3 separate regions of the Homo sapiens genome follow, and regions 2 and 3 are each linked to region 1. A link is a loop called in an ENCODE intact Hi-C map of the cell type or tissue named here. Cell type or tissue: OCI-LY7. All regions are shown on one strand.

Evidence for each region. A loop is a pair of places that touch in the nucleus more often than their neighbours do. Peaks named below come from ENCODE experiments on the same cell type or tissue, not always from the same donor. Only the 100,000 strongest peaks of a DNase experiment are listed, where the experiment ranks them.
Region 2: it touches region 1 in a loop (2.3-fold over the local background); 3 of 110 quality-filtered maps call a loop at or near these places.
Region 3: it touches region 1 in a loop (9-fold over the local background); 2 of 110 quality-filtered maps call a loop at or near these places.

What each region holds. Positions count from the first base shown.
Region 1 is chr14:95,360,274-95,362,773 of GRCh38, reverse strand. The region is part of intron 2 of LOC107984710 (a long non-coding RNA gene); the gene reads right to left. It overlaps LOC105370638 (a long non-coding RNA gene), which reads left to right and starts at 494. Exons shown (of 2, transcript XR_944172.1): 1 at 494-701; 2 at 901-1,428. RefSeq lists enhancers at 1,545-2,164, 2,165-2,500. In OCI-LY7, CTCF peaks have their summits at 952 and 1,154 (motif pointing right); a DNase peak (open chromatin) is centred at 1,153.
Region 2 is chr14:95,195,453-95,197,952 of GRCh38, reverse strand. CLMN (calmin) reads left to right here. Exons shown (of 13, transcript NM_024734.4): 10 at 1,259-1,455. Among named protein-coding and RNA genes, the nearest start is that of DICER1-AS1, 39 kb to the right of the region's middle. RefSeq lists a silencer at 1,471-1,637. In OCI-LY7, CTCF peaks have their summits at 1,267 and 1,466; a DNase peak (open chromatin) is centred at 1,482.
Region 3 is chr14:95,228,401-95,230,900 of GRCh38, reverse strand. It overlaps CLMN (calmin), which reads left to right. Exons shown (of 13, transcript NM_024734.4): 2 at 768-829. Among named protein-coding and RNA genes, the nearest start is that of DICER1-AS1, 72 kb to the right of the region's middle. In OCI-LY7, CTCF peaks have their summits at 764 and 966 (motif pointing left); a DNase peak (open chromatin) is centred at 960.

The DNA of each region.
Region 1 (2,500 bases):
CTGTCTCTTAGCCCTCTGCACTGCCCACGGCTCAGTCACATAGTCCTTCTCTGCATATGTGCACAGATAGGCTGGCCAAAGGGTGCTAAGAGCAATTAGCAAGGCAGGTAGTCAGCTGTCACGAACGGGGCCCCAGTGGGAGATGCTACAGGCTTGACATGAGGTCTTCTCAGACCCCTGTATCTTTTCTTCTATTTCTCTATCCTTCTAACTTAGCAAACTGCTACCTAACTGCAGCCAAAAGTGGACGTCTCATGGACCAGCCCCTTGCACCTGGAAAACCAGAGATCACACACAGGTCACCCCTCAGGTCAGAAAAGCCCATCGAAGTAATCTTAACCCTGCTTGGGTGATAAAGTCCAGCTCCCAGAGCAAGGGCCACATTCGCTTGTTTCATTAAACAGCATGGAAAGATTCAAGACTCGTCTCAACTGGCCATCCCCAGATCAGAGCAAGCCAATGAGCAGCCCCGTTACTGCCCTCGCCTTCTGCAGAAACGCCAGAGGACTAGAGAGGTTCATCAATTGTGATGGAAATTCTATCTGTGTGGCGTTTGTCTCTCTCCAGGTTTCTCTGCCTGCCGGATACCCAGGCTCACATCTGCTCCATGGCACACTTATTGAATATAATCCGAAAGAAAGTTGCTGGCAATCTGGAGAAAGACGAACCCTTCCCGTTTCTGAGACGGAAGGACTTCTCAGGTGAGAAGCACTTTTACATGCATCGCCCCCTTCCGAGTGCCCCAGTGCCTCCAGGAGGGCAGGTGACTGTCGAGGCTGTGGCTCTGTTTGCGACACAGAGCCGCCATCTACTCTCCTGGGGTCAGAAAGTCCGTTGGCAAGTTTCAGATAATAACTCAGCTAATTTGGGTGGAGCTCTCTCTACTTTTGTTTCCCAAAGGAAAGACGCCAGAGATGGAAAGATGTTAGAGAAACAGAAGAATGAACTCGGCTGAACTAAGAAAGGCAGTCCTTGGCAGGATGTGGGGAGGGTAGTGCCTCCGGCCAACACAATAGGATTCACCTGGGAGAGGGGCCAGCTCCGGAGATTTCTGAGAGGCTCCTCCTCCAGAAGGATCAGCCAGGTCCCGGCAGCTCAACCGGGCCAAGGTGCCGGAGACCCTCGGACTCTGCAGACTGTCCAGTAGGGGGCACTGTTGCCTCCACACTGGCCGACCTCAAACACCTTCTGCTCCTGGTGTGCCCCTCCCCAAGGTCCTCCCCCAGGAGTGGAAGGCCGTCTCCAGCCCTGAAGAGACTCAAGGATCCTACCTGTCTGCAAGCCACCCCAGGCTGGCCTACCTGGCAGAGCCTGGGTGACATCCTGCATCCTCAGGGATGACACAGCAATCACTACAGCTGCTGTTTACTGAGCACCTACTATGTGCCAGATGCTTTCACTGTGTGACCTCATTAAAACTCCACCGGAGCCCTCTGACTGGGGTATTATTAGTCCCACTTTACAAATAAGAAAGGCAGCTTCAGAGGCCACACAGTCCATAAACATCAAAGCATAAGCGTCTCAGGTCTTTCCAGGTGGGAAGTTTGGGCCCCTTCCACTGTCCCCGACAGTGTCAGATCCTGTGGTTCCAGAGGGCTGCCTGTCCCCTGGGATCCAGGGCTGGGCGTGTATTATCTTGTGAGCTAGGTAATATTTTATACAAAAGCACAGAGCGGTCAGACGCCTGCCCAAGATTGCATAGACACCGCAAGTAGAGCCAGGATTTGAGCCTGGACTTCCGGGATCCAAGGCCCATATTCTTTCCATTACCTGGCCCGCCCCCTGTAGAGGGCCCATCAAAAACACCGCGTCCTTGCTTGCCCAAACCAACAGGAGGCCTCTTCCATGATCTCTTTCACTATGGCTTTCATCCCCTATTAATGCATTCTTGTGAATTTGGGGCTTTCTAGGCCTTCTCAGGTTGGCCAGGTCCACACAAGCTCATTGGCCTCTCTGGCCTCAATTTCCCCACCGGAAAATAGAGATTTCAAGGCATGGGCGGGCAGGGCTGCTGGTATGGAATAAGACCCCGATTCTGGTTCTGGTTGGGGGTGGCCGGCAGGCTTTTTCCACCGCCAGGGTCAGGGAGGCTTTGCATACTTGTGTGGGCGGCGGAGCAACTGCCCCCACGTGAGCCCCTGAACAAAGAGGCCTCAGAGCACCTCTCCTCGCACCACTCGCCGCCTCCAGCGCCCGCCGCCAGCCGGCTCAATAGAGCGCTTGTGGCCGCGCTGAGGAGCTGCGGCCCAGGCTCGGCGCATTGTGCATTGTCTGAGTCCCGGCGCCGCGGCCAAGGGTCGCTCCATCAAGGTCGCGCCTGGGAGGACGGGGGCTGGGGGGCGCGCGCGGGAATTGCCGGCCGCTGGGCAGCGACACGGTGCATTTGTCTCAGCGCTAGGGGTCACGGGGACTTTCAAAAGAAAGGCTTCCGGGCGCCCCTCTGCCCCTGATAAAGGCACCCATTGCTGCTCTCAACCCAACCCAGGCAAAACCCCACATT
Region 2 (2,500 bases), 160 kb after region 1:
GTTTCATCTTTCAAAAACAGTAGCATTTGACCATTGATGAGGGCAGCCTGTGAGACTATCATTTCAGATTGCTGAGCGCAGCTTTTCATTCCTGCATGGAGCTTTGTTCTCCCGGGGCACAATGGCCTGGCCGCTCTAATGCTCTTATTCTGACACCTGTTGAACAGGTTCTTCCAGCCCCTAAAAGAATTCTTGAGACGTGGCTCCAACAATGACCGTGCTCCTGCATTTCACTCGGGAGCCTTGCTGACGGGTTTCAGAGTGCCTGGTGCAGACAGAGGTCAAAGAATCTTCATTACCAATGCATGCTAGACATGTTGCACTACCATCCACCTTTGGCCAAAGGCACAGTGAAGATGGCATCCTGAAAACTCTACACCTGCCTGTGCGTGTGCCTCTCCAAACCTATAGGCCACCTTTGCACCCTTTGGCCCACCTAGCTTCCAGGATTTATTCTTTTGTTTAATTGGATGATGGTTGTGAAGGATTCAACCACTGCTCACTGTAAGAGCCCTTCTCTTCCTCCTCTTTCTTTCTTTCTTTCTTTTTTTCTTTTTTCTTTCTCTCTCTATCTTCCTTCCTTCCTTCTCTCCTTCTTTTTTCTTCTTTACTTTTCTTCTTTCTTCTTCTTGTCCTTTCTTCTTTCTTCTTCTTCCTCCTCCTTCTCCTTCTTCCTCCTCCTCTTTTCTTCTTCTTCCTTCTTCTTCACAGGGTCTCACTGTGTCATCCAGGTTGGAGTGCAGTGGCATGATCTTGGCTCACTGCAACCTCTGCCTCCCAGGCCCAAGCAATCCTCCCACCTCCACCTCCCGAGTAGTTGGGACCACAGGCACTACCACACACAGCTAATTAGAGACATTATTTATAGGAAATCCTGTGGAATAGTGGGATGTGGTTAATAATTATTGTACCCATTTCACCAACAAATAAACTGAGGCTCAAAAAGATAACATCAGTCACTCAAGGTCACAGAGCTGACTCAGCCAGGATTTGAAATCAGATCTTGCCAACTCTAGAACCTATATTGTTTTAACTCCATCAATTTGTAGCATTTGAAGTCTGTACCAGGGGCCGGAGTTGGGGTGGACTTGTCTCTCATGCAGGCTGTGCTGCAGGGGATTCATGAAGAGGATCAGGGAACAGGCAGAATTGGAAGGGACGCCCTGGCTGGGCCTGGGCAGAGCACTGCTGGGTGATGTCACCTACTTTACACTGCAGCGTGACATACTGACTTGGATTTGGTTGTTCTGTCTTTCAGTCCCAGGAATCCCCAAACCTGGAAAACATAGCAAACCCCCTAGAAGAAAATGTAACGAAAGAATCAATCAGTAGTAAAAAAAAGGAAAAAAGGAAACATGTGGACCACGTAGAAAGTTCACTATTTGTAGCACCAGGAAGTGTTCAATCCTCAGATGACCTAGAAGAAGACAGTAGCGACTACAGCATTCCTTCCAGGTATTTTATTCATCTCTTTTCACCCGTAAGGTGGAGCCAGAGAGTTAGAGAGTTATTTGCAGTTTCTGATTTGATGGGGTGGGAGGTGCAGGCATGGGATTGGACAGCAAGGGAAATACAGCTTCATACACAATCCTCATTCTCTACACCTGGGTTCCCCGACCCACCCTCATCATTACCAGACCTCATAAGGAGCAAAAAGGGAAGGATGGGAAGCTTGCCTTCTCTCCTCAGTCTTCAAACCTTTGGGTGGAAGCTGGCAGTGAGCAGCAGATGGCTGAACCATAGGTAGGCGTGGGGGTGAACGCGGTAGACTTGGAGCCTCTGCTGGCTGCCTTCTGGCCCCCAGACAACTACAGGTTGACCAGACTTCACTTTATAAGCATCTTAATGACTTCAAGCATATCCACCTTTCCACCAAGGAGACCATTAATGTCTGGCACGTGGAAGCTGGACATCTCATTAATATTATGGCTTCTTCCACAATTCCCATTCCAAGGAAGTAGGGATGCTTGATTTAGCTTGGGAGAAGGAGGGAGCAGGGAGGATAATGAGATTTAACTGATCTACAGGAATCTCATAGCACACCTCTGCTCTGTCACTCCAAGGCCACCAGATGAGCCAGATTTGTCCCAGGGAAAATGTGTAACTGCTGAAAATCAGAAGACCCTGGTCTCTCCCCTCTCTCATCGTCACAATAGTCAGTCAGTGTTGATCAAGCCCTTACTGTGCCCAGGAACTTCACATTCATTTTCTCATTCATTCTCACGTCACCTATAGACACATTGGTGGGACTGTGCCTCATATGGCAGACAAAGAAGGTCAGGGGGCCAGGTAACTTCCCCAGCTTAGGGAGTCTTGGACTCAGATGTGTCCCACTCCACATTCCACATTCTTTTTGTGCCCCCTTGTTGCCTGTGATGATGTAATACAAGCTGCAACAGAAAACTATTGAGGTATGCATTTGGGGAGGGGTAGGGAGAAGCCCATACAGACAGAGCCAGAGGAGTTGCTGGCAGGTGCCTGGCTTTCCACCTCCCTCTGC
Region 3 (2,500 bases), 130 kb after region 1:
TGTCCTTCGGTTCACATTGGCTCAGCAGCAAGCGCCTGCAGAACTCTTTATTCCTGGAGGGTGCAAAGTCTGCCCTGGCTCTAGAAATAATAGCTACAAAGAAAAACCACTGGCAGCCCCTGTGCCAGGGACTGTGTGGAGTTGGCTCTGCAGGAGCCTGGGTATCCTTAGAGCAGCTTGGAGAGTGAGCTCCTCATCCTCCATGTGCAGATCAGACATGCGGGTGGGGGTCTGGCCCGGGCACACAAAGCTGGGAGATGACAGGGCTCAGAGTCTGATCTTGGGCTGTCCAATCCCTTTCACCACACTGTGGCACATTCCAGAGCCCCTATCCAATTCCTAATTATCGGCTCCACTCCACCCCGACCCTGACTGCCCTCTCCCATCTCCTCATGCCCATCACTGCCACTGGGTGACCATGCAGTCCCATTACAGCCTCTTGTGGGGTTGATTTGTAGTTTTGTCTCCAGTGCTTCTTAGCCTGAACTGTCAGATGTCTAAATGTTTGAATTGGGTTGTAGAGAACATTTTGTTCCATGTGTCTGAATCTGTGGGTTTACATAGATGCTCAGGGGTTGGGCTGGGGAGCATGGGTTGTGGGTGCCAGGTAAGGCGTTGCCAACCCCTTCCAGAAAGGCCTCTGTTCTTACATGGGACACCCTGGGGTTCTGTCTGCCCTCCACCTAGAATCTCCCCTTGGGAAGGGGAAGGTGTGATTTTGCACATACTTCTTATTCTCCCAGCTGATGGTATGTCTTTGTTTTCAGTTGAGAGGGAAAATGTGCAGAAGAGGACCTTTACACGATGGATAAATCTACATCTAGAAAAGGTAATGGCGCACTTGGGTGTTTGCTAAGTGATAGATTCATCTGTAACTGAATTTACAGTTCCAGAGAGTGGAGGGGGAGCTGGTGACCTGTGCTCTTTCTGTTGTTCATTCATTTAAACATTTATAAGTGCCTCCCCCTGCCGGTTACCAAGCTCAGGATTGGGAAGAGATGACTGAGACACGGCTCTGCCCTCCTGGGGTCATCATTCTTATCAGGGGAAGGAAAGAGAGGGTCTGTCTTTAAGTAGGAATCTGAGCAGATGGTGGAAGACGTTCATTATTGAACACACCAACACCTGAAACTCAGGTGCGCATCTTGATTGCCAGACCCGGGATCTGTGAAGAGCCAAGAGCCATTTGTAGGTATTGGGCAAAGCTAGATTTCCTTCTAAAGTCACATAATGTTGCTATTTAATAATAATAATAGTAATAATATTATTACCTGCCCCTTCACTCTGCATCAGGCATCCTGCATAGTGCCACACACACATGCCATGTCTCCTGTCATCCTCATGACGACTTGAATTACCCCCCTCCTATCAGAAGGAGGAAACAGAGGCACGGAGACATAATGTGGCTTTCCTGAACTTTCCATGGCTTCTCCTCTGTATTCAACTTAGTGGCCCTTCTATTCCTCTGTTTCTTTCTCTTCTTGCATTCTTTGGCCCGGCTGTTTTGAGTTGCATTTTGTTTGCAAGCATCTCATGCACACACCATAAAACAAAAGCAGCTGAATCAGCTCCCCACTTGAAACAGACTAAAGGAAGAGCCACAGAGGAGAGGCAGTGATGGGAAGGGATGAACAGCTCTGGGTGAGAAGGGGGATGGGAGCAGGCAGAAATCTCAGCCCTCCTGGTGCATGAGGTTGGATGGACCTCAAGACTGTGGGCCTGGGGCTGGGAGAGGAGAGATTATTTTTCTCTTTTTTAGAAAGTTGATTTTTTATCTACTCACTTCACCTCTTTCTCCTTAAGCACCACTATCTGGTTCTCCATCTATATCCAGCAAGTAGTCTCAATTCTGTTTGAAGCTAGTAGCACCCCACTTTCATGTTTGTAGGTAATCGTCTCTCTTCTCCTCTTAAAAGGTTCAAGAGAGGCCGGGCACAGTGGCTTATGCCTGTAACCCCAGTGCTTTGGGAGGCTGAGGCAGGTAGATCACTTGAGGTCAGGAGTTTGAGACCAGCCTGGCCAGCATGGTGAAACCTTGTCTCTACTAAAAATACAAAAATTAGCTGGGCGTGGTGGCTCATGCCCGTAGTCCCAGCTACTGGGGAGGCTGAGACTGGAGAATCGCTTGAACCCAGGAGGTGGAGTTTGCAGTGAGCTGAGATCGCACCACTGCACTCCAGCCTGGGCGGCAGAGCGAGACCCTGTCTCAAAAAACAAAACAAAAGGTTCAAGAGTAACTATTGACTGCCTTTATGGTTAACACAAAAGAAAGGTTCTTAGAAGAAATCACTGAAATGATTAGAAAGCAGAGAAAATAAATGTGGCTTTTAGGAAGTGGAGCTCTTGACCTCAATTCTAATTCACATAGTTTATCTTTAGGTCTAGGATATTGCCCGAGCAGGCATTCGGCCACCCACACCTCCACTCCTGACGTGTAGAACATGTGACGCAGTGCCACCACTTCACCCAGGAGCATCCTGAACTCTACGGGTGAAAGATT